Regions from separate parts of the Homo sapiens genome. Here region 1 is linked to region 2. A link is an interaction called in ENCODE POLR2A ChIA-PET data of the cell type or tissue named here. Cell type or tissue: OCI-LY7. All regions are shown on one strand. Each heading gives the region's core, and the rest is flanking DNA. Links, peaks and the distances in the headings are about the cores only.

What was found. Peaks named below come from ENCODE experiments on the same cell type or tissue, not always from the same donor. Only the 100,000 strongest peaks of a DNase experiment are listed, where the experiment ranks them.
Region 1: POLR2A ChIA-PET joins it to region 2 with 12 read pairs; 5 of 35 experiments call an interaction of 5 or more read pairs at or near these places.

Annotation. Positions count from the first base shown.
Region 1 is chr3:72,487,912-72,503,857 of GRCh38, forward strand. No RefSeq gene overlaps it. Among named protein-coding and RNA genes, the nearest start is that of RYBP, 49 kb to the left of the region's middle. RefSeq lists enhancers at 1-300, 2,198-2,902, 4,416-4,920. In OCI-LY7, for the core only: no CTCF peak of the experiment used is centred there; a DNase peak (open chromatin) is centred at 8,340.
Region 2 is chr3:72,538,589-72,549,955 of GRCh38, forward strand. No RefSeq gene overlaps it. Among named protein-coding and RNA genes, the nearest start is that of RYBP, 98 kb to the left of the region's middle. In OCI-LY7, for the core only: no CTCF peak of the experiment used is centred there; no DNase peak of the experiment used is centred there.

The sequences.
Region 1 (15,946 bases), core at 7,313-9,812, 50 kb before region 2:
ACACACTTTGGTGTTTTGTGGCTGCTGGTGGCAGTGGGGTCTGGCATGAGGGTGACCTGCAACCACACGCACCCAGCTCCTAGGTTCCTGGAGCTGACAGCGTCTGTGGCAGAGGGGCTTGACATGAGGATGCTGTCCCCAACTCCTCTGGTCCTACCCAACATTTTCCTGCAAGGTGGCCCTAACCAACCCCACCCGCATCATTCAAATCCGTGCTTGAAGGGACAACACCATCTCACCCTCTTCCTCATTTTCCATCTTTCTCAGTCCTTGCTGTTCACAGAATAGTCTCCTCTCTTCATCAGCCAGAAACAAACAAAATGCCTGTGCGAACCGATGCTGTGGTTTCACCAGCTTGGTCCTTCCACAAACAGCAAAACTCAGAGTTCAGTTTAGGTGCCTTCCCATCACCCCTACTAGAACACTTTGTCTCAGTAGCCACTGAGTTAACAGTTGTGAAAGCTTTTAGAGAAAGATACATTCTTGTGCTCTTGAAAGAGTATGATTTACATTTCTTTGACATTCTCCAGTTTCAAAAGCCACTTGCAAATGCCAGTACTTCGAAGCTTTATTTCTGTACCTACAAAGAAAGGCACCTCTCATAAAAGAGCTTTTTAAACCATGGCACTTTAGGAAGGTAGAACCTAAGAGGCACAAAACCATAATGATAAACAAACAAATCGGTTTGTGAAGTAGCTCAGGCCATGGTCCCTACTATTCTAGGGCCTCTTCATCTATGCTGATGGCGTAAGTTTACTGAGCATTTATTTGGTGTCAGGTACTCTTCTAAGCACCTTACCTGAATCATCTCATGTGATACTTACAGGAACTCTAGAACTCTAGACCAGTGATTTTCCTTTCTTTTTTTTTTAAGAGACAGGGTTGCTCGCTCTGTCACCCAGGCTGGAGTCCAGTGGCGTGGTCGTGACTCACTGTAACCTCAAATTCTTGGACTCAAGTGATTCTCTTGCCTCAGCCTCCCAAGTAGCTAGGACTACAGATGTGAGCCCCCGTGCCTGGCTAATTTTTAATTTTCATGTAGAGACAAGATCTCCCTATGTTGCCCAGTCTGGCCTCAAGTGATCCTCCCACCTCGGCCTCCCAAGTCACTGGGATTATAGGCATGAGCCACTGTGCTAGACCAGAGATTTTCAATTAGGGGTTATTTTGCCCCTTACGCAGGGGATATTTGGCAATGTCTGGAGACATTTTTGTGTGGTACAACTAGGGGGGATGCTATTGGCATTAAGTGCGTAGAGGCCGGGGATGCTGCTTAAACAACCTATGGTTCTTGGGACGGCCCCACACCAAAGAATTATCCAGGCCCTACTGCAATAGTGTCCAGGTTGAGAAGTCCTGCTCTCAGAGATAGGGATTATTATTCACCCCATTTTCCAGATGAAGACACAGAAGTACAGAGAGGTACTTCAAGATACTTAGGTTTATAAGCAAATATAATCAGCAAAAATGAGTGTTGGCAAAAGATTGAGAAAAGTTTGCCAATATATATATTTTTAATTTTTTATTTTTTCGAGACAGAGTCTCCCTGTCACCCAGGCTGGAGTGCAGTGGCCTGATCTCAGCTCACCGCATCCTCCACCTCCTGGGTTGATTCTCTGCCTCTGCCTCCCAAGTAGCTGGGATTACAGGCGTGCACCACCCACACCCAACTAATTTTTGTATTTTTAGTAGAGACAGGGTTTCACTATATTGGCCAGGCTGGTCTCAAACTCCTGACCACAAGTGACCCACCCACCTTGGCTTCCCAAAGTGCTGGGATTACAGGCATGAACCACCACACCTGGCCAAGTTTGCCAATATTTGGAATGAACTAAGAGTAGGAGGAAAAGAGAAGCCATTCGTTCTATCTCTGTTCTGTAATTTTCTGTTTTTGTATAACATTAATCTGTGGATCCTACTGAACTGACACATTGCAACAGCTCATGCGCAGTGGGGAGCTGTCCTAGACGCTTGTAGTGGCTGTAGCGACACTGCTTTCTAAACTCATTGCTTGCCTCCTCTTGACTATCACTCTGTTTTCCAATTTCACTGCCGCACTCCTCATTCTCTTCTCAATTTGCAACCTGTCCTTCCACTCTGTTAGGTCCATTTGTGATAGTTCAGTGTGTGAAGGAGGGAGGCCCCTGCCCTCTCGACCCAGCGCTTTCTCATATTAGACAGCCCGCATCTGTCTGGGAGGTTGTGGCGGATGGGGTAGGTGACCAGCTGTCTCCAGGTCTCTCCTGGGTAAAACCTCAGAATCATTGCAAATATTAGCTGACAGCCTATACAAGGAACGGGGCCAAAAGGAATTAAAAAGAGGATAAGCCTCCTTCCATATGGACTAGGATGAAAAAATGCTCACGATATTTTCAGTAAAAAAGCCAAGTACAAAACTGAATGTATTGATGATGATTTGTTAAAAGCTTTGCACTTTTGGATGTTCCTTTTACTAAATGAACATGCATTACTTTTATCGGAAATAAACAATACTTATTTTAGCAATAATGTTTTCTAAAAACAAACAAACAAACAAACAAAAAACACACAACAGCCAGGCACGGTGGATCACGCCTGTAATCCCAGCACTTTGGGAGGCCAAGGTGGGCAGATTATTTGAGGTCAGGAGTTCGAGACCAGCCTGCTCAACAAGGCGAAACCCTGTCTCTACTAAAAAACACAAAACTTGGCCGGGCACGGTGGCGTGTGCCTGTAGTCCCAGCGACTCAGGAGGCTGAGGGAGGAGAATCGCTTGAACCGGGAGGCGGAGGTTGCAGTGAGCTGAGATGGCACCACTGCACTCCAAGCTGGACAACAAAGTGAGACTCTGTCTCAAAAAACAAAAAAAAGAAAAAACAGGCAAAATTAATCTGGTGACCAGGACTGACTGGGAAGAGGCACCAGGGAGCCCTCTGGGGTGGCTTGAGAAGGACTGCCAGTTCCCTCTTGACTTCATCACCCAGCTCGCCACCCAGAGGGCTCCACATTTGCATAAACTACTCAGCAAAACAAACGCCCTTGGAAGTGACAGGAACCTGTGTTTCTAGAAGGCAGTTAAGCCACAATTTATTGGCACTCAAGCGTGCTGCTCCCTTGGGGTCTCACCCCCCAACCCCAAAACCATACTTACCTCCACTTCCAGAGGAGTTCTCATCATTACAATTGTATGGGGATCCCATTTCACCAACCTTATGCCTACAGTAATTTTGCTTCCCACTTTAAACCGTACCTCTTTGCCATGTCCCAGCTCTAGGGCTGAGCCAGCAGGCTTATTGCCTAAGGGAAGGAGAACAAGCAGAGAATAAAGAGGCCATTGATCAGCATTAGCGTCTCCAGGCTGACATTCTTGACCTCTGCGGAGGGACAAGGGCCTTGAAAGCAAGGCTTTATGGAGGAGAAAAGGTATTTCTCAACTCCTCAGATCCCTTCTAGCAAAGTCAAGCTGACAGCTCTAAGGAGATCTTCCCAATCAGAGTGTCTCACCACCCCCTGAGAGATTTGATAACCTCTGCCCTTGGAGCAGCCTGGCACGATCTGGACAGGTGGGGATCTCATTAGTCTTCTGGTATAGCCTCCACTGAGGTTCCAGATCCCCTCTTGGCCATGCAGCACATCATGCCCTTATTATTTTATATGTGTGCCACTCCATGAAAAAGGTGTTGGCCAGGCACAGTGGCTCATGCCTGTAATCCCAGCACTTTGGGAGGCCGAGGCGAGTGGATCACTTGAGGTCAGGAGTTTGAGGCCAGTCTGGCAAACATGGCAAAACCCTATCTCTACTAAACATGCAAAAATTATCTGAGCATGGTGGCACATGCCTGTAATCCCGGCTACTCGGGAGGCTGAGGCAGGAGAATTGCTTGAACTCAGGAGGTGGAGGTTGCAGTGAGCCGAGATCCCGTCACTGCACTCCAGCTTGGGCAACAGAGCGAGACTCTATCTCAAAAAAGAAAAAAAGAAAAAAGAAAAGAAAAAGGTGTCAAAGAACTGACCTAGATCCTTGAGTTTTGCCATTTGCAGAAATGCCCCAAACATGCTCATGCTGCCCTGGGAGGATGGTGGAAAGAAGGAAAATCTCAAGGGCCACTCATAAGGTCAGATGTCTTTAGGGAGTGGGGAGATTTAGAATCATCCAAGAAGTGACGGGGAAAATTTGAGAACATCAAGGTAAGTGGATCACATCACAGGGCACTGCGTGAGGAAGTCTGCCAGCCATGGGGGACCTCACCTCTGGTTAAGCACCATGTATCCCCAGGCCCAAAGCAATGGCACACAGGTGGTGGCAAGAATGTGGATAGAGGAATCTGAGAAAGATGGCTTGGCCCTCCATGGCCTGTGCATGGACTGTGGGGGACACCAAATTTCCCAGGGGCCTGGGCTGGGTCCAGGGAGATGCCAAAAGAACGCTGGCCTGTGATCAGGATGAACAGGCTGACACAGGCAGGGAATGCAAGGCCAGAAGCAAATGACCTGGAATCTGGTTGCTGGCCAGGGCCTGCCCCAGCCCATGGGATGCCTTTGTGCAAATTAGAAAAAGGCTTGCTCTTCTGACTCACACAGCCCCATGGGCTTGTGGCTTGGCTAGCAAAGCACTGGCTAGATTTCAGCTCTTCTGTGGACACCCTCATGGAGGGCGTAACTCTCACAGCACTTAGACATGACACTCATTCCAGGACATCACTACAAAAATCTGGGTGGAATGATAGTCCCCAGCCAGTCCAGGGAGTCTCTCAGAACAGCCATTCCTCACAGCCTGGGCGGATTCTGTTTCCCCTTCCACTTCCCAGTTTTACCCCAAATTCGCACATTCCTAAGTACCATCATGAAAGGATGGGGGGGGGGGTTGGGAGGAGATGAGAATTGGGAGGTGGGATTCAGAGCTCTGACTGCACTTCTCCCCCTCCTCAGTCACCTAATGACTGAGTGATCTCAGAGATTGGATAAGATTAGCCAGGTGTGGTGGTGTGCACTGACTACTTGGAAGGCTGAGGCAGGAGGATCGCTTGAGTCCAGGAGGTCGAGGCTGCAGTGAGCTGTAGTTGGGCCACTGCACTCCAGCCTGGGTGACAGAGTGAGGCTCTGTCTAAAAATAATAATAAAAATAATTAGAAAATAAGCTACATTTTCTTTCGTTTTTTCTTTTTTTTTTTTTCGAGATGGAGTCTCATTCTGCCTCCCAGGCTGGAGTGCAGTGGCAAGATCTCAGCTCACTGCAAGCTCCATCTCCCAGGTTCAAGTGATTCTCCACCTCAGCCTCCCAAGTAGCTGGGATTACAGGTGTGCGCCACCATGTCTGGCTAATTTTTGTATTTTTAGTAGAGACAGGGTCTCACCATGTTGGCCAGCCTGGTCTTGAACTCCTGACCTCAAATGATCCACCCGCCTCGGCCTCCCAAAGTGCTGGGATTACAGGCATGAGCCACTGTGCCCAGCCAGAAGCTACATTTTCTTTGCATATATAAGCATTGGGCAAATAAAGCCACATCCCTGCTAAACAATTTTCTCCCTCTTCTTACATTTTTTGGGAGGTGTAGGTACCTCTTACAGATAGAATGGGTGGCTGAATGCTGTTGTTTGTCCTGGAACTGTCCTAGATTTTGCTGATTTTCAGGATTATTATTAATAGCAACCCCCCCCACCAGCTTTCAGAAATGCCTCAGTACGGATAATATGGTCACCTATTAATAATGATACATCAGATGTTAGGTCTGCCTGCACAGCCCTTCCTTCTAGCTCAGGTTAACACCAAGGAAGAAGGGCAATGGCTGGGCGTGGTGGCACACACCTGTAATCCCAGCACTTTGGGATGCCAAGGTGGGCAGATCATTTGAGGTCAGGAGTTCGAGATCAGCCTGGCCAACATGGTCAAACCCTATCTCTACCAAAAATACACAAATTAGCCAGGCACCTGTAATCTCAGCTACCTGGGAGGCTGAGGTGGGAGAATTGTTTGAACCAGGGAGGCTGAGGTTGCAGTGAGCCAAGATCGCACCACTGCACTCCAACCTGGGTGACAGAGAGATACTCCATCTCAAAAAAAAAAAAAAAAAAAAAAAAAGTATAAGCACGGTGATGAAGCTTAGAAAGAAGAGTGATCCCTCTGGGCTGGAGAATCCAAGCTTAAGGATGAATTTGATGTGAATTTTGAGGGAGAATGATTTGGAGAAGAAAAGAGTAAGCTTTTGTAGACAGGAGAGTGTATGTATTAATTTCCAATTGCTGCATAACAAATTACTGCAAAACTTAGGAGCTTAAAACAAAAATAAATATGACCCCCCACAGTTTCTACAGATAGCGAATTTGAAAGTGGCTTGGCTGGATGGCTCTGGCTCAGGGTTGCTCACGAGATTGTGGTCACGCTGTTGGCCGGAGCTGTGCTGAGCTAAGGCTTGTCTGGGGCTAGATCTGCTTTCATGCTGGCTCACTGGGGTGGCTGGTGGCAGAGCCTCTCACCACATGGACCTCTCTGCAGGCTGCTTGAGCTTCCTCACAACATGGCAGCTGGCCTCCCCCAGAGCAAGGGATTCAAGGGAGAGCAGGGTGGAAGCTGCAATGACTTTCATGACTTAGCTTTGGAAGGCACACTCCATTGTTTCTATAACATTCCATTTATTACATAAGTCAGCCCTATACAAACTGTGAATAGAAAGAGGTGGGGCTTGTTGGGGACCATCACGGAGGCTGGCTCCCACACTGGGTGTCGCTAAGGCACAGAGGCAGATATAGGGAGCATGTGCTCAGAGAACAAGTGATTGAGCAGTTCGTCTGGAATGTTTAGTGACTTCCCTCCATCCTCAGCCCCAGCCAGTCCTCTCTAGCCTAAGTCCAGTCATCCAGTCTTGGAGAACAGTGACCCACTGGCACATTTGGCAAAATGAGCATTTACAAGTTCTTTCCATTGCTGAACTCTAGAGCAAAGTGTGAGGAAACATTTTGTTTCTGCCAGCATGAGAAATGGACTGTATAGGAAGCACATTGTTGCCTTATCTGGGAGATTAAGATTACCACTTTTAAAAAGTCTACTCCAGAAAAAAAATACCATTAAAAAACAATCATTTTAAATTCATTTTCACTTTCGACTTGAAGGCATTTTTCTCATTTTAAAAAATGATGTATGGCTTATGTAAGTTTTACAGGATGAAAAAGCATTAAGGAAAAATACACCCTGCACCGAGTTGCTGTCATTCTCCTCTAATACCTGACTCTTCTGAAACAAATGAAGATGAGGCTGAGTTTCTGGGAGTCTGTGGTCCTGCTGAGGAATGAAATGCAGCTAAGGTTGGGCCGACAGCATCCACTGCGGTTCCTGGCTGCCTGGCTCCTGGTGAGATCAGCATTTTAAGCAGGTTCAGGTAAGATCTGGGACACTTGGGTTTTGGAGTCACAACCGATCTTTGTTTTACTCTGTGATCCTGGGAATAGTAGCCCTTTTCTGGATTTTTCTCCACCCTTAGCTAATGTGTTAACAATGTGTTGTATCCTTGTCTTAAGTATTGTAGTGTTATCACTTAAAACTGCCTCGGATGTCCTTTTAGAGAGCAGTTCCTCCATGTATGACATTTTATTTAACAATTATTCCTTGTTAAATTCCAACGGATACTGTGAGACACATGGCAGATACAGCCCTGCCCACAGGGACCTTCCATTCTGGTGGGCAAAGAAAGGAATACTGAAATTTCATCTACAGAGAATCCACCCCAAGGTGAGCCCGCTATCTCTAAGACTTTCAGGCGGCACTAGAGTGAACTAACTAGAAGGAAGACTGGATAGAGATACTAGATAAAGAGATAAACACCAAATAAATGCAACAAATGGCCAAAAGGTCTAGAACCGTTTACATCTTAGATATCTGTATAATTTACCTCTCTTTCCCCATGTGTATAACAAATAAATGATATCAACTATTTGAGCTCTTAGAAATACATCCTTTCCACATTTACAAAGCTCAGAGAGTGAGTGCTCTCTATATGCCAGGCCTGGGGCTGATGGCCTCACATATTTTATCTCTGTTAACATATTTATCTCCCAACACACCTAGGGTAGGTCTTCTTTTTAATCCCCATTTCACAGATGAGGAAACTGCAGCTCCAAGTCAGTGTGGTGCATTCAAGATCACCCCAGTTAGTAAGCAACAGAACTGGGATTGAAATCCTGTGGATCTGAAACTCTCAACTACCACTGTGTTAGTGCCAGTTACAACTTTTGGCTTTTAGTTGCCTATGGAGTCTATTTTGACATTAGCCAGAACTGAAATTTAGTTGTAGCTCCTATGAACTGCAACGGCAAACTGAAAAAGAGGAAAGAAAACAGCTTGAAACCTGTTTCAGACCCTGCATGAGGCACAGAACGAAGTCAGCGGAAATGAGAAGCCAGCTGGATTCTGCAAGTACTCAAGTGAGCGGGGGGGCAATGGGAACCAACTTAATTGGATGATTATTTCAATTATCTAATTAAGAAAGATTACAGCTGAACAAAGACAGAAAGGGCCTCCAAGGTGATTTAAAAAAATAAAGTATCATAAAAAGTTGATTAGCTGGGTTGGCCCTTGGAGGAATTGGGAGGTTAAAGGGACTTCCCATTGGAGGCCCTGGCCCTTGGGACAGTTAGTCACCAAGGGCCTCTCCTCTCTCTTCTCTTCCCTCCCCAGTTGAAAGCTATCTGTCTGCCACCTTAGCTACTACTTAAGACTCAAATGGTCAGTAGCCTCCTTCCTTCCTCCCTCCCTTCCTCCCTTCATTCTTTCCTTCCTTCCTTTCCTTCTTCCTTTTTCCTTCCTCTTTGTTTCTGTATTCACTTAGCAAACAAGCAAAAAGCAAAAAACAGTCAAGATTTCCTTCCACAGTTTAGGACAGCAGTTATAATCTAGTTACTGCCTCCTCCCCACCTCCATGCCTGGCTCGCATCTCTTTTAAAAATATATAAATTATTTGCCAGTGTTTAAAAATCAAGGGTTTCACATAAAAGTCTAGATCTCTGGTTTTATTAGAAAAATCAGATCTGATAACACTGGTTCAACCTTCCCAGAGGTCTGACTCCAAATCTTTAACACTGCGTATGGCCTGGCATTGTCCAATCAGAACAGATGTCAGGCAGGAACCACCAGGGTGGACAAGTCCGTGTATCCTGGCTGGAGTTTGGGACCTCTGCCCCTTCAGATGGGCCATGTGCTCTCCAACTCCCAAGGTCTCCATCTGTCCTTTTTCCTTCTTGACACTGAGGTGAAGGTCACCTGCCATTTATCATCACACTTACTTGACCAATTTACATTAAGGAGGGAGGAGATTGTTTCCTTGGCTTCGCCTTTGACCCTCAGTCATCTGCCTGACTGGAGTTGGCTTGGAGCTTATGATCCTTGGTTCAAGGAGCCAAAAGCTTTTATTCCTTATACAAATTTAACAAATATTGGTTGAGGGACTTCACTGTGCCATGTGTTCCAGCAGAGCTATTAAGAACCAGGCTGTAAGGCCGGGTGCAGTGGCTAATGCCTGTTATCCAGCACTTTGGGAGGCCAAGGTGGGTGGATCACCTGAGGTCAGTAGTTTGAGACCAGCCTGGCCAACATGGAGAAACCCCATCTCTACTAAAAATACAAAAATTAGCCGGGCATGGTGGTGCACACCTGTGATCCCAGCTACACGGGAGGCTGAGGCAGGAGAATTGCTTGAACCCAGGAGGTGGAGGTTACAGTGAGCTGAGATGGCGCCATTGCACTCCAGCTTGGGCAACAAGAGTGAAACTCCGTCTCAGAGCCAGGAAGTAGAGTCAACAGTTCTGGACTCAAATCTTGACTCTGTCACTTACTAACTATGTGACATTACTCAATTTCCTGATTTCTAAATGAGGGAGAATACTTATTTTCTTTATAATACGGTTGAAAGGATTCCATGAGAAAGCATAAAAAAGGGCTTTGCGTAGTACCTGATGCAGAGTAAACACTCAATAAACGTCCATCAGTTTTGGGAATTAGGACTAGCTAATCATCATCTGTATCTACAATATGATAAGCGCTGTGCTATGCACCCATGTGTGTTATTCCACCCAATTCTTATGAAATCTCTAGAGACATCTTAGCTTGTTTTGTGCTAAGATATCTCTGCGCTAAGATATCTCTTGTGCTAAGATATTTATGAGTTACCCACCTGCAACTGGGTAACTCATAAAAAACGGAAATTTATTTCTTATAGTTCTGGAGGCTGGGAAGTCCAAGGTCAAGGTACTGAGGGCCTGGTCTTCACTTTCTTTCTTTCTTTTTTTTTTTTCTTGAGATGGAGTCTCGCTCTGTTGCCCAGGCTGGAGTGCCGTGGCGCGATCTCAGCTCACTGTAAGCTCCACCTCCCGGGTTCACGCCATTCTCCTGCCTCAGCCTCCTGAGTAGCTGGGACTGCAGGTGCCTGCCACCACGCCTGGCTATTTTTTTTGTATTTTTAGTAGAGACGGGGTTTCACCTTGTTAGCCAGGATGGTCTCGATCTCCTGACTTCATGATCCACCCGCCTTGGCCTCCCAAAGTGCTGGGATTACAGGCGTGAGCCACTGCGCCCGGCCTGGTCTTCACTTTCAAGAAGGCACCTTGAAAACTGCATCCTCCAGAAGGGAGGAACACTGTATCCTCACATGGCAGAAGACTGAAATAGAGAGAATCCATTCCCACAAGCTTTTTACAATTCATAAAGGAAATTAATTAGCAGCATTATTCCATTCATGAAGGCAGAACCCTCATGATCCAAGCATCTCCCATTAGGCCCCACTTCCCAAGACTGTTGCATTGGGAATTAAGCTTCCAACATATACATTCTGAGGGAGCAAAAACATTCAAATCACAGCAAAAGGTAAATAGCATTATCCCCATTTTACAGAAGAGAATGCTGTTCTTCAGACATTGGATTTTGCCTTTAAGGACCCAAGCATGATAGGAGAGATAAGATATGCAGACAAAAGATAAATAGGGTTAAAAGAAAAAAGTACTCTACCAAACAAGAAGAGAGGAGTTAACTGACATAAAAGACGAAGAGAAGAGATTACTTCTTCCTGGAAATAAATTATAACATAATAAATGCTTCTCAAATTTTAATGTGCATATAAAATCATCTGGGGAACTTGCTAAAATACAAATTCTGATTTAGAGTTTGAAGAGAAGCCTAAGATTGGACATTTTAAACAAGCCCTGAGGTGCTACTGGTCCATGGACCACACTTTGAAAAACAAGCTAGTAGTGGCCAAGGAACTGGTAGCCAATCACAGTGCCCCATTTCCCTAGCCACAGTGATTGGTTCAGGCACAGGCATAAGAACCAATTGGCCAATTAGAGTCTTCTCTGGAATTATATGTAAATGTCAGGGGAGAGAAAACCTGCATATCCTTCAGGACCATTAAGTGGGGATGAAGAAATCTTGCATTGCTTCTAGCCAACCCATGCTGTATCAAGAAAGTATCTCTGTAGTAGGAAAGAATGAAGCCACTAGGAAAGAGAAAAACCACTACAGAGCCAACAGAGAGATGAAGAAAGAGAAAGAATCCTGATGACATCATTTAAATACTTGGTATCCCTGAGGCTAGCTCCATCTCTGGTATCCCCAAGTACGGGAGCAATATATCTTTTTTTTTTTTTCACTAGGTGAATTAGATTTTTATCACTTCCAAGTCAGAGTCCTGAATAAATCGGGTATTAGTTATCTTAGTGTATTTGTTATCTGTCACTGTTTAACAATTACCCCAAAACTTAGTTGCTTAACATGGTAACAATAAGCATGTATTATCTCTCACAATTTCTGTGAGTCAGAGATTTGATAGCAACTTAGCTAGGTAGTTCTGGCCCATATCCTCTCATGAGATTTCAGTCAAGGTGTCAGCTGGGGCCACAGTTATCTGAAGGCTTGACTAGGACTAGAAAATCAGCTTCCAAAGTGGCTCACTCATATGGCTGGCAGGTTGGTATTGATTGTTTGTGAGAAGCTTCAGTTCCTCCCACACTTCAGGCCTTCAGGTGGCCTTCAGGCCACCCAGAAGACCTCTTGAATGTCCTCAAAACATGGCAGCTAGATTCAGAGAGCAAGAGAGAGAATAAGAGAGAAAGAACACTAGGCAAAAGTTGTATTCTTTTTATAATCCAACTTCAGAAGTCACATAACATCGTTTTCTCACATTCTATTTATGAGAAGTAAGTCACTAAGAGTAGCCTATATTGAAGGGGGAAGTACACTCTGCTTTTGAAGGGAGAAATGTCAAGGTATTTGTGGACATATTTGCAAACATAGTTTTAAACTGCCACACTTAGCATGTCACATGGCTGGTTAACTGCAGAACCAGGATCTGAATTCTTGTCCTGACTTTGCCACCAATGGTCTGGGTGGACCTGGCATGTCAGTCCATATCTCTGAGTCTTGGTTGTCTCATCTGCCAAATGAGGAGGTTGGATCTGATCCATTCAGCCTTAAAATCCTACAGGTGTTTATATCAAAGATACTTAAGGCCATGTATGTTGGTGTCCTTGTAAGAGTCTAATTATCTTTGCCTTTGCTGTCTTCTGAAAAATGACTCTTGTTCATGAGGAACAACGATGTTTTTCATCTGTAAATATAACTTGTCTCATATTGTCCTAACCCCCAAATTTCATCAAGCGGGACTTGATTCAACCCGCCACTTCATTAAACAAATCCCGACCACCTATGAATGCAGAGGAACATGTGTGTTTTACCCAGGGCCATTTGGGCACAATCAGCCTGACACAGTTGCTTAATGAAGTCAAGCTTCAGATGATGAAGATTTCAGGATGAGATGGAAGATGAATAGGCACATGACAACACAGTTGGTGAAATATTTGGGGGGAAGGTGGACTTTAATGCTATCAATAATGATAATGATGATGATAATGCCTTTGAGAGCTTATGGTTTGCAAGCACTGTGCTAAGTATGCCTTTTATCTCTTCGGTCCCCATAACAACCTCATGAGAAGGTAATATTAGCACCATTTTATGGATAAGAAAATCGAGGCTAAGTTGAGTAGAATGAGTTGCACAAGTTCATGCAGTTAACAGAGAGGAGAAATGGGATTAAGCCTGGGCCCACTGAATTTATAAGACTGTGTCTTCTACCACTACACACAACTGCCTAATTCTTGTATGTGACCAAGTAGTCTCTCAGAACCCAAATAAAAGTCTTACGAGTAGGTCTGATTTTATTGTCATTTTCAATTTCTTTTTTTAATCATAAACTTTGGTCATCCTCTACATTTTAAAGAATGACTTAAAATCTAAGAGATGGCTGGGCACAATGGCTCACGCCTGTAATCTCAGCATTTTGGGAGGCCAAGGCAGGTGGATAACTTGAGGCTGGGAGTTTGAGACCACCTGGCCAACATGGCAAAACATTGTCTCTGCAAGAAATACAAAAATTAGCTGGTCGTGGTGGTAGGCTCCTGTAATCTCAGCTACTTGGGAGGCTGAGGCAGGAGAATCACTTGATCCCAGGAGGCATAGGTTGCAGTAAGCTGAGATCACACCACTGCACTCCAGTATGGACAAGAGAGCAAGTCTCTGTCTCAAAATAAGTAAATAAAATCTAAGAGTTGCTCATCATTATAAAACATTCATGAGGTTCCCCACAGTGTGATCCTGTATTTGGTAAAGATAGCTAAATAGACACAGCCTCAAACCCATCTACTTAAAACACTCAGTCAAGGGCAGGCCAAGATGGTGCCGTGAACTGGGTAGGAGATGCCAAGGCAGTTAGTGAAAGGGGAAGGAGAATTCATCAGAAAAGTTAAGGCCAGATGGGGAGCCAGGAGGCTTGTAGGTGGGAGAGGCAGAGGAGGGGACAATGTTGGCAAATATCATAAGGTCCTGGACCGAGGCTCAGCTGGCGGGTCAAGAGGGTAAGCAGTTGGCACCCTGTTATACCCAAGTCAGCCAGCACAGGCGACCCAGTAGAAGTTGCAGGGTTAGCAAGTGCCAGGGTCCAGGCAAGTGGAAATCAGGCTGACAGGTTGAAATCAGGAAGGCAGCAAGATCAAGAATAGGATGAGGGAGTCAGAAGGCACAGGCAAGTGGGCTACAGACCCATGGACAAGAAAAAGCAGGCTGGGCACAGTGGCTCACGCCTATAATCCCAGCATTTTGGGAGGCCAAGGCAGGCAGGTCACTTGAGGTCAGGAGTTCCAGACCAGCCTGGCCAACATGGTGAAACCCTGTCTCCATTAAAAACACACACAAAATTAGCCAGGCGTGGTGGCGCATGCTTGTAATCCCAGCTACTGGGGAAGCTAAGGCAGGAGGATCCCTTGAACCTGGGAGGCAGAGGTTGCAGTGAGCTGAGATTGCACCACTGCACTCTAGCCTGGGCAACAGAGCGAGACTCTGTCTCAAAAGAAAAGAAAGAAAGAAAGAAAGAAAGAAAGAAAGAAAGAAAGAAAGAAAGGAAGGAAGGAAGGAAGGAAGGAAGGAAGGAAGGAAGGAAGGAAGGAAGGAAGGAAGGAAGGAAGAAAGAAAGAAAGAAAGAAAGAAAGAAAGAAAGAAAGAAAGAAAGAGCAAGTGTGAGGATCTCAGAGACAAGGTTTAGGCAGTAGCAGAGAAATTCATGATGAGATGAAGAAAGACTTCCACTTCCACTAGTGGTGGGTTAGGCTGTTTGGACCAACCCTCCTTCGAGAAACAACTAAACATGCTGGATGAATTGAACATCTTAGAAGCACGTAAGAGTTAATCATATAGTAGGATATTACCAGGCCAAAACTAAAAGGAAAACAGGAACCCAAAGAGATAAGCAGAGCTGGGAAGTCACTTTGGAACCAAGGGCATTGGCTGAATCCAGTAATTTGAACTTTTGTTTTGATGGCCTTGTGGGATAAGAGAGGCAGAAATCAAAAGTGCAGTCTAATTGGAGACCCTCTCCATAATAACAGAGACCCCAAAGCCCTACACTCTCAGGAAAAAGGTGAACCAAAAATAAACTAGACCTAGCCAGGCTCAGTGATGCACACCTATAATCCAGCTACTCTGGAGGCTGAGGTGGGAAAATTTTTGAGGCCAGGAGTTCAAGACCAGCCTGGGACAACACAGAGAGCCTCCTGTCTCTAAAAAAGGACCCAGCTATTCTGGAGGCTAAGGCAGGAGAATTCCTTGAGCTTACAGTCCAAGACCAGCCTGGGCAATATAGCAAGACCCCATCTCAAAACAAAAAAAAAAAAGTGAACTAGGTGTATCAGATTTGTGGCCCAGATTCAGTGTTTGATTGTCCAGGCAACTTCAAACTTTGAACCTGGTTTAAGGTGGTCCCCAGACACCTGACAAATGCAGACACAGATCATCTCTGGAGGAAGGTACCTTTTCCCTAGACCTCAGATTACTCCTGCAAGTTATTTTTTCAGGTATAATGAGCAGCATACAATCAAAGATAACCAGGGATTAAAAGAAATAAGGCACCATGAACAAGAACAAGCAAGAAATAGCAGCCCGCAGAAATAGTCCTACTAAGACTTTAGATATTGGAGTTATCAGGCACAGATTAGAAACTAAGTGTTGGTAATATGTTTGCAGAAATAAAAGACAAGGTCAGGAATATATACATGGAACAGGAAATGATCAAAAGCCACCCAGCAGATTTGAAAAAGACTCAAGTAGAACTTCCAGAAACAATACAAAATCAAAAAAACTTTATTTTAGAGGCAAAATTAAATTCCATCATGGAAATTTCTTGGAAACAAGTGCAAGGCATACCTATTAAGATGATTTTTGGCTGCAAGAAAACAAGCACCCCACTACATGTGTCTTAAATGATGAAGATGATTTACTATCTTGTATAACAAGAATCTAGTCTTTGGGCTGTTTTAGGATTATTTCTGTGGTGAAATCTAGGTTTCTGTGGTGTCATCTAGGATCCTTTGCCTCTTTCCATGCCACAGTCCTCCGTGTGTTGGCTTTTATCTTAGATTTGTTCCCTCATGGTGGCAAGAT
Region 2 (11,367 bases), core at 6,862-9,361:
GACAAATGGGAACTATCCAAGTTAGGGCTTACCCTCTGGGGGACACATAGAGTGGAGGGAAACAAGCCGAGGTGGCAGAAAGGGAAGACAGAAAGAGTAGGTGGGGCTGAGTCACCACTCAACAGTCTTTTTTTTTTTTTTAAATCGTGGTATTTTTTCTACCATAAGCATTTTTATTGATTTTTTTTTTATTTATTTATTTTGTAGAGACAAGGTAATGTTGCCTAGGCTGGTCTTGAACTCCTGAGCTAAAGTGATACTCCCTGTTTGGCATTCCAAAGTGTTGGGATTACAGGTGTCAGCCACTGCATCTGGTGGTGGCTGATGCCTGTATTTTTATTTTTAAATTTTAAACAAAATTTAATGTTTAATTTAATTTATATTTATGTACTTCTCTATTTAAGTTCAGAGATAGGGTCTCATTGTATCTCCTAGCCTGGATTTGAATTCTTGGGCTCAAGTCATCCCGCCTCAGCCTCCTGAGTAGCTAGGATAATAGGCATATGCCATCACACCCTGCGAGGACAGTCTTAGAGTAGGCAGTCCCTTCTGAGGGAGTGACAAGATGGCCAGGTCGCTGGAACTGCTGATGTAGCCTCACCCATATTCCGTACTGGCTTGTTGACCTTAAAGCTTTTTGAATAAGCAGAGCTCATTACCTCCTTCTATTCCACCCCATGGAGCAGGGATGGAGGTTTGGGTCTAACTCAAATGCTCTGACGGGCCATCAGCTCCAAAACAGATAGAACACTCACTGAATTCAAAAAGCTATGCACACATGGGGGTGGTCTCTCCTTGCCCCCTTCTTCTACGTGGCTGAGCAGGAAAAGCAATGACCACCCCAGCCATTTCTGTCTCTTTAGATTCCTGTTCTACTCCCACATAGAACCCCCCTCACCCTACCTTTGCACACATATTCTCTCTCTCTCTCTCTCTCTCTCTCTCTCTCTCTCTCTCTCTCTGCTCACTGATGGGTGGGTTCTGCCCTTTCCTCTCATTGCAGTGGTAAGATGAGGAAGTCTATATGGGCTGCTTTGGTTCTAGATCACAAGTGTTGCATCAACTCAGATAAAAAGGTTCTATATCAGAGCTCACCAGTCTGCATTGGACATGCATAGGGAGCCCCAGTTAAATAAAAATGTATTTCATTCAGGACTCTTGGTTGCCAACAAAAAGAAGCCCAATTCAAATTGGCTTAAAAATTTAAAAAGATGAGAGAAGGGAAGAGGGTGCTTTTGCTTCAGTGGCTTCTGATACAGCTGAGTCCAGCAGCTCAACAATCACATCAAGACTCACTGTTTCCCCATTTCTCGCCTCAACTTGCCTTTATTCCTGAGTGGTAAGCACCACTATCAGCTACTCAAGGCTCACGCTCTACCAGTAGAAACAAACGAAGCCCTGTGATTCTCTTAGATTCAAGCCAGAGTCCTGGAAGACCTAGGTCAGCCAGGCCTGGGTTGCAAACCTATCAATGCACCCTCTGCTGGACTGGTCAGGCCTGGGTTCTGTGCCCACTCCTGGACAGAGAGTGGGCGAAGTCTGGCTCCCAAAGGATAGTCAGGGTCCTGTTACCAGAAGAATGGAGAACGGATGCTGGGAAGGCAAAACCAACAAAGGCTGACCACAATATATTTCATAGTTTCATTCTCTGCATCTTTATCTTTCTCAAGCAGAGATGTTCTAAAGCAGGATTTGGGTATGCCAACGTCCTGACCAAAACCATCTCCTTAACACCCTCCAGCATCACCATTTCCCATGAGCCTGGCCATGTGTTTGCTGGGATGGTTTATTTCATGTCCTCACTTCTTCCTATAAATTGTAGGACTTACTTATCCTTGTCAATTTCTTTTCTCTGCTTTGTAAGATGGCACGCGGCTTCATGACATCTCTCCAAAGGGCCTGAAGGCTGTGCCCCACATGCATCGCCTCAGGGCAAAAGCACATGCAAAACAAGCCACTCTTGGAAGCTGCCTCTTAAAGCAGAGCATCTCGGGTAATTCCCTGAGTCCCTAATAACACTGCTTCCTTGAGCCCCAAGGCTTCCAAAAGCTACAGGAGCATCCCAGATCTAATTTCCTAATAATATCTGTCTTTCTATTCTCTGCTATAACATAGCTTAGAACAAAAGCAAAAATATAGGGGCTCCTTTTTGATAAATTTTTCAAGGTAATACCTATCCAGAAGAAAGTAATCCCGGATATACAAATTAAGCATATTACAATCACTTCTATGTACAAGCACATGGATACCTATGTCATTTCTAATGAAAACAAGTGGAAATCATCTAAATATACAGCCAAATGAGATCAGTTAAGTGGCTAATGGTTCATTCACACAGCCATTCTGCAGCATTATGCGGGAACACTATGCAGCCAATAAAAATAATGTAGAAGAATATTGAATAATGTGAGAATATAGTCAGGATACGTTGCTCAGTGAAAAGAGAATAAAATCCTACCTTCAATTTCTTTTTTTTTTTTTTTTTTTTGAGACGGAGTTTCGCTCTTTTTGCCCAGGCTGGAGTGGTGCAATGGTGCGATCTCAGCTCACTGCAACCTCCACCTCCCAGGTTCAAGCGATTCTCCTCCCTCAGCCTCTCAAGTAGCTGGGATTACAGGAGCCCACCACCACACCTGGCTAATTTTTTGTATTTTTAGTAGAGACAGGGTTTCACCATGTTGGCCAGGATGGTCTTGATCTCTTGACCTCGTGATCTGCCCACCTTGGCCTCCCAAAGTGCTGAGATTACAGGTGTGAGCCACCGCGCCCAGCCGCTCCTACCTTCAATTTCTAAAAACTTGTACACACATTGCTATGGATTGAATTGTATCCTTCCCACCACTACTCAAATGCTGAAGCCCTAACCCCTAATGTCACTGTGTGTGGAAATAGGGACTACAATGAGGCAATTAAGGCTAAATAAGGGTATAAGGATGGGGCTTTCTTAGAATAGGATTGGTATCCTTAGAAGAGATACCAGAGAGCTTACTTGCTCTCTGTCTTCACATGTATGCAACCCAGGTGTCAGCTGGGGCTGTGGTCTCATTAGAGGCTTGACTGGGGAAGGACCTGCTTTCCAGCCCCCTCAGGCTGCTGGCAGAATTCAGTTACTTGTGGTTTAGGACTGAAGGTCTCAGTTACTTACTGACTGTTGAACAGACGCCACCCTCAGCTCCTAGAGGATACCACTGGGGTGTCCCTCCCGTGTGGGTTTCCTAAAAATGACGCTTGCTTCTTCAAAGTTAGCGGGGGATGCAGAAACCACACCAACATCTATGTCATGTAATCAGGTACATATAACTGCACACATTCTGTCACGTTTGCTGTATTCTATTGGTTAGAAGCAGGTCACAGTTCCATCCACACTCAAAAGTGGACCCTCACAAGGGCATGACCACAGGCAGATCATGGGGGCCATCATAAGCTACTGTCACAAAAGCTGTAAATAATTTTATTGATCATATTTAACACATTTAAAATGCTAAATGATGAAAGTTTTTTTACATCCTGCCCTAGAGACTTATTTTCACAGGACTTCAATTTTCTCTCATCTTATTTTTGTGACTGTCACTCATATCTTTCATATCCTATTTGCTTTACTATGTACACTTTTTTTTTTTTTTTGAGATGGAGTCTTGCTCTGTCACCCAGGCTGGAGTTCAGTGGCACAATGTTGGCTCACTGCAACCTCCGCCTCCCAGGTTCAAGTGATTCTCCTGCCTCAGCCTCCCAAGTAGCTGGGATTACAAGAATGCACCACCATGACTGGCAAATTTTTTTTTTTTTTTTTTTTAGTAGAGATGGGTTTCACCATCTTGGCCATGCTGGTCTCAAACTCCTGACCTCAGGTGATCTGCCTGCCTTGACCTCCCAAGGTGCTGGGATTACAGGCATGAGCCACTGCACCTGGCCTATGTACACTTTTTTTACATTGACTTTTATGCTTATTAGAGATGAGGTCTTGCAGTTCCATTCAGGCAACAGTGCAGTGGCATGATCATAGCTTGCTGTAACCTCAAATCCCTGGGCTCAAGTGATCCTCCTGCTTCAGCCTCCCAAGTAGCTAGGACTACAGGTGTGCACCATCATGCCCAGCCAATTTTTAAATATTTTGCAGAGACAGGGTCTTGCTATGTTGCCCAGGCTGGTCTCAAACTCCCGGCTTCAAGTGATCCTCCTACCTCAGCCCCCCAAATTGCTGGGATTACGGGCATGAGCTACTGCACCAGGCGTATGTAAACTTTTTAATAAAATGTAACGTACCCACGGAAAAACAAACAAATCGTAAATGTATACAGTTTGATGACTTTTCATAAAGTGACTGCACCCACATAATCAGTACCCAAACCAAGAATCAGCATATTTCAGGCTCCTGGAAAGCCCCTTGTGCCTCCTGGCAGTCACTGTGCACGCCCCCATCCCCACCAAGGGTGCCCACACTCCTGGCAGGGCTGCATATTTTAAGATATTCTCTTCCTCCTCTAACTTTTTCATGCCTGTCAATCTCACTTACAAAGTTGTGAGATTGTAGGATTAAGGATTTAGATACCAAACCTGCTCAGCCAACCAGGACCAAAAAGAACCTTTGCTACAGACCCAATTCTGATAGAAATGATGTTTTGGCTCAAGTAGGATTGAATTGCTGGAATTTGCTGGGTGATGGCATCCTCCCCACCAGAGAAATTGGAAGGGGAAAACTCTATTTAAGGGAATTGAAGGCAGAGAGAGGCAAAGCTACTGTTAGGTGCTCGTTTGTTCCTTAAAGTATGTCCCTATTTCCACACCGAAGTGAATTACTCCCCAGGGAAGTGAAGAAAACTGCAGATGTGATTGAGAAACTGTTAGAATTCTCTAAAACAGCACTGTCTAGAAGAAATATAACACAAGCCTCATTATGCAATTTAAAAATTTCTGGTGACCTGGGCCTGGTGGCTCATGCCTGTAATCCCAGCACGTTGGGAAGCCTAAATGGGAAGATCATTTAAGGCCAGGAGTTTGAGACTAGCCTGGGCAACATAATGAGACACCATCTCTATGGAAAAAAAAAAAAAAAAAAAAAAAAGTAGCCGGGCATGGTGATGCACACATATAAGTCCCAGCTACTCCAGAGGCTGAAATAGGAGGATCCCTTGAGCCCAGGAGTTTGAAGCTGCAGTGAGCTCTGATCACACTGCTGCACTCCAACCTGGGCAACAGAGCAAGACCCCATCTCTCTAAAAAAATAAATAAATAAAGTGAAATACATAAAAAAATTAAAATTTTTCTTGTAGGCACATTTAAAAAGTCAGAGGAAACAGGATTTCATAATTTTAATAACCATTAATAAATATTAAATAATAGTAATTCAATTTTAACAATATTTTATTTTCATATACTATATCCAAAATATTATAATTTTCACCTATAATCAATATAAAACTATGAATGAAATATTTTAAATGCAATAAGACATTTTACACTTTTTTCATTCTAAGTCTCTGAAACCCAATATTTTACATCTAATATTTTACATGTCAGTTCAGACGAGCCACATTTCAATTGCTCAGAGGCATATGTGGCTGATGGTTACCATATTGACCAGAGCAGTTTTAAGCAACCAGGAAGAAGTGTCAGGAAATGAGCAAAAAAAAAAAAAAAAAAAAAAAAATCCAAGTTTTCAAATGGTCCAAGAGTGGGTTGCAATAATACCCAAATGACAAATACGTATTCACTCATCAAACATGTTTGATGCAGGAGACTGAAAAAAGAACTCAAAGCTTCCGCCCTTAAGAACCTCATAAGGGAGACAAATGTATAGACCATTATAACATCAAGTGGCAAGTGCAGTACCAGAGATAAGCAAGAAGGAGCAGAGAGATGGCCCATCAGCTGGGAGGGTGGAGGGAGAATACACATTCTAATACTACCCTCCATTACAACTAGTTACAGTGCCTGAAATGCTCATCATGCAATGAATTCTGGGTCATGAAAACAGTCTGGTTAAAATGCAAATACGTACTCAGGCAGGGTAAACACATAAACGTATGCATGCCCATTTACATTCATTGTTTTTTGAAAACCAGATTTATTTGTGTTCTCTAGTGGAAAACAGAGCTGGAGGTATAGGGGAGAGATACGGGACTCAAGGCTCAACTGTGGAGCACTCAGGCTCTGAAGGCTTCTGAGAGGAGACCTCGTCAAGGAGAAAGAGCATTGAAAGTGAAGATTTAGGTGTCAAATAGAGAGGCTGAAAACTGCCTGAATTTGCCCATGGAGAAACCAGTCCAGACCAATGCCTTTCTTTATCTGAACACATGGCCCTCAGACCTCCTGCAACAGACTCACCTGCATATATTGTTAAAAATGTGTAGCCCTTGGCTGAGTGCAGTGGCTCACTCCTGTAATCCCAGCATTTTGAGAGGCCGAGGCATGAGGATTGCTTGAGCCCAGGAGTTCGAGTCCAGCCTGGGCAATGTAGCAAGACTTCATCTCTATAAAAAAAACTTAGAAAAAAATTTTAAAAATGCATAGCCTTATAACCCTGGGCCCCACCCCAGACCTCTTATGGTAAACAGTATTACAGTTCCCAGTCATTTGCTCCTTCTTTCCTATAAGACAATGATACATGGGGTTTTTTTGTTTTTTTTGTTTTTGGTTTTTTTTGAGGAGGAGTCTCACTTTAACACCCAGGCTGGAGTACAGTGGCACTATCTGGGCCCACTGCAACCTCCACCTCCCAGGTTCAAGTGATTCTCCTGCCTCAGCCTCCCAAGTAGCTGTGACTACAGTCGTGCACCACCATGCCTGGCTAATTTTTTTTTTTTTTGTTTGGTAGAGACAGGATTTCACCATATTGGCCAGGCTGGTTTTGAACTCCTCACCTCAGGTGATCTACCTGCCTCGGCCTCCCAAAGTGCTGGGATTACAGGCGTGAGCCACCACACCCAGCCTGATGATACATCTCTGATGCAAGTGTATGTCCCCTATGGGGCTGTTCCTTCTGTGTGAGTCCTTAAATGAAGAAAGTGTGGCAGATCTGATACACAGCCAATATGAAATGTCAGTAGAAAACAAACCTTTTTTTCATTATACGCCACTGAGATTTGAGGAATCATTTGTTACTGCAGTATAACCAAGCAAGTGCCAGCTGATACACATACTGAATCAACATTTCTAGAGGAGAAGGTAGATCCTGTGAATCTCCATTTTTCCCCATGGGACCCTGATTCTCACTAATGTCACCCAAACAAACAAATAAGATATATTCCGTTTGAGAAGTGAGCCTTTCATCAGACTGAAAGTTGAATGCTGGCCACAAATCAAATAGACACTTAAGAGTTTCGGGTTTCCATAAGGCAGAGTGTTCTGTGTAAATACAAGTTTTTGTTTGTTTGTTTGTTTGTTTGTTTGAGATGGGGTCTTGCTCTGTGGCCCAGGCTGGAGTTCAGTGGTGCGATCTCGGCTCACTGCAACCTCTGCCTCCCAGGTTCAAGCGATTCTTCTGCCTCAGCCTCCCGAGTAGCTGGGATTATAGGTGCACGCCACCACACCTGGCTAATTTTTGTATTTTTAGTAGAGATGGGGTTTCACCATGTTGGTCAGGCTGGTCTTGAACTCCTGACCTCGTGATCTGCCTGCCTCTGCCTCCCAAAGTGCTGGGATTACAGGCGTGAGCCACCACACCCGCCCGTAAATACAAGTCTTAATTGCTCAGCCAATTACAGTCCTAGAAATTAAGGAAAAGTAAAGCTAGACAGAAGCAGCCTCGCTAGCTCATCTGCAAGCTTGGAGTTCTTGTTCTATGCAAGGCCCTGGCCCTGGCCCTGAAGAGAGCTCCATGCAGCAAGCCCGAGCATCCCTGTCCCTGTGAGGCTTTCATCCATGGTTCCCTGACAATCAGGATTCTTGTTTTTCTGAGTTGGGCAGTGCTGTGGTCTGCATGTGCTCTCCAAAACTCCTGGGTTGAAAGTTTCTTTTTTTTGTGGAGTCTCACTCTGCTGCCCAGTCTGGAGTGCAAATGGCACAATCTCAGCTCACTGCAACCTCTGCCTCCCAGGTTCAAGCGATTCTCCTCCCTCAGCCTCCCAAGTAGCTGGGATTACAGATGCCCACCTCCACGCCTGGCTAATTTTTGTATTTTTAGTAGAGACAGGGTTTCACTATGTTGGCCAGGCTGGTCTCAAACTCCTGACCTGAAGTGATCCGCCTGCCTTGGCCTTCCAAAGTACTGGGATTATAGGCGTGAGCCACCACACCCGGCCCATATGTTAAAACTTAATCGACAATGTGATGATATTATTAGGTGGCGTCTTTAGGATGTGATTAAGTCGTGAGGGTAGAGCCCTTGTGAATGGGATTAATGCCCTTATAAAATGGCTGGGAAGAATTCCCTAGGCCCATTTTGCCCTTCATGTGAGGACACAGCCTTTGTTCCCTCTGGAGGAAGAAGCAACAAGGTGCCATCTTGGAAGCAGAGGCCAGGCCTCACCAGACATCGAACCTGCCTTGATCTTGGACTTCCAGCCTCCAGAACTCTGAGAAATAAATTTCTGTTCTTTATAAATTACTCAGCCTCAGGCATTTTGTTCTAGTGGCCCCCATGCAGCTCTTGTTCCAGAAGGGGAGGCTGGCATTGCTCACCCAGGGTAACCATCCATTTCTAACAGACATGGCAGTCACCACGTACTTCTAAAAGGAAGCTTGGGACAATATAGCACCCCTCCCTGCTTGCCATCCTTCAGTGGCTCTCCATTGCTTTTAGGAGTGCAGCCAGACTCCTTATCCGGGCACAGAAGGCCCTTTGTGAACTGACCTTGGCTTACCTCACTGGTCTCTCCTTCTCTCTCTCTCTCTGCACTCTAGCCATGCAAATATTTCTATAGTTCCTCAAAGTCACCACCCTCTCTTTCTCACCTCTGGGCTTTTGCATGTACTGTTGCTCTGCCTGGAATATGCTAGATTCAACTAACTCTGGGGCTCAGTTTACGTGTGACTTCTTTCAGAAAGACTTCTCTGACAATTACCAGTCCCCCAAATGAAAAAAAAACCCACTGGGCAGAAGGACTCCCTTAGGGGCTCAGCCACACTCTATTTCTGCAGCCTTGTTCTTAGCCCAGCGGATGGAGTCCACCCCATTAAATGTGCACTTCTCTGGCAGTCTGTAAGCCCTGAGAGAAGGGACTCTGTCCTCCCAGTATTCCCTCAGCCAGTGCAGTGCCTGCCACATGGCAGGTGCTCAATATATATTTCTTGCATGAATGAACAAACAAGGAATTTAAAAACCATTAGCAAAGCTCCTTTCTGAAACTACGCTGGCCTGGGATGCAGATGATTCTTAATAAATTTCTCACTTTCCCATGAATTTGGCAATAACTTATCTATCTCTTCCTCACTCCACTGCCGACTGCCACTCCCTCTTCTCTTTAATGTTCTTCTTGGGGTTCTGAGCCTTACCAACCACTGAGCTCTCCCTTGGCTGAATAACGACCAGGGAAGAGCCACCCCAACCCTGTTCTTTGAGCACCTACTAGGTGCAAGGGCACTGGATGCATGTCTGAAAGAATGCACCAACCACCCCGGGAGGTAAACTGTATTATTTTTGAACATTTCCAAAGTTGTGAAATATAACATTTGTATTCAGCCAGGTGCAGTGGCTCACACCTGTAATCCTAGCACTTTGGGAGACCGAGGTGGGCAGACCACCTGAGGTCAGGAGTTCAAGACCAGCCTGACCAACATGGAGAAACCCCATCTCTACTAAAAATACAAAAAAAAAATTAGCTGGGAGTGGTGGTGTGCACCTGTAATCCCAGCTACTTGGGAGGCTGAGGCAAGAGAATCACTTGAACCCGGGAGGCGGAGGTTGCAGTGAGCCGAGATCACGCCATTGCACTCCAGCCTGAGCAACAAGAGTGAAACTCCATCTCAAAAAAACAAAAAACAAAAAACAAAAAATTTGTATTCACAAACACCAAAAGCATAAATGTAGAGTTTAACAAAGTATTATCAACTAACATCTGCTTCCTCACTGCCCAGGTCCAGGTAAGTTGTCCATATCCCAGGGGCCTCACATCCTGTCCAGGCCACCACCTCTTCCCTCCCAGTTGGTAATAGCTTCCTTGCTTTGTTGAAGACACCTAAGCAGGCACCCCTAAACCACAGAGTGCTGTGCTTTTGAAAACCTCTTGATTAAAGTGTACTTGACATACGGTACACTGCACATATTTAAGGTATGATTTTAAGGTAGATATTATTATTGTCTTGATTTGTGAGATGAGGACAGTGAGGCCCAGAGAGGGGAAGTTGACTCTCCCAGGGCCCCACACCATCTGTGACGCTAATGGCAGCCTGGGCAAGGCTGGGATGGGGGTGTCCCAGGTTGGCAGGGAGACTCAGGGCAACTGGGATGAGCTCTAATACAGACCCAAAAAAGTCCGGGGGAAGAGCAGAAAGGAAGTAAAGAAGTAAGCTCATGCCTGGGCTTTGTTTCCCAGACATTCCCATCAGAGTGCATTTAAACCTCCTCCTTCCCACTGTTTCCCTTCACCCCTCCTTAGCGCTCCTCATGGAGACAGCTGGGTGTAGTTGCTATGAACGGAAGAGAACTCCTGGGGCTGAGAAGCCCAGGGAAGAACCATTCAGTTCCTCATTTTCCCAGCTAACAGCTTATAAAAATCTGTTATTTCACTAACAATTGAGTATGTGGAAACACATTGGAGTCGAGGATCATCCTCATTCAAGGCATGCACACAGAGAGGCAGCAGAGCACAGGGGGTAAAGGGCAGCCCTTGGGGTCACATTCTGAGCCTGGCTCTCACCTTCCAGGGTCCTCGGGCAGGGTCTTTTCCTCCCTGATCAGCGTCCGTTTCTCCTTTTAATGTGAGGTCGCAGCAGGTGCATCCGCGAAGACAATGCCTGTACAGCACTTGGTACTGCACCTGGCACAGAAGGAGGGCTTTGAAAATATTGGCTATGGTGGCGAATAAAAAATAACGTGACATGACAGAGGTAGAGAGCAAGAGACTTAGTCTTTATAGAATCCCCAAGGATGTGCCTTTGTTCTGGAGCATTCGAGGTGGAGACTCTGATGGTACCAACTTCAGAGGGGGCCACGCAGCCCTTGGTGGGGCTCATCAGCATTTGGAGAGGGTCCCGGGGGACCTCTGCAGTGAGATGGAGGGATGCAAGGAGTGAAGAGCCGCCTGTCACCAGCACGCCCTCCCCATGCATCCCATATGCACTGCTGGCAGCAGCCACCCCACTGGAAGCCATCTGGCCTCAGTCAGCATCCCTGCCCCTGTCCCCAGTGCCAGCCTAGGGCTGCCTAGGTGACGGAGCTCAACTGCAGGGCTGCATCCCTCCCTAGGGGGCTTGCTAAGACCAGGATGT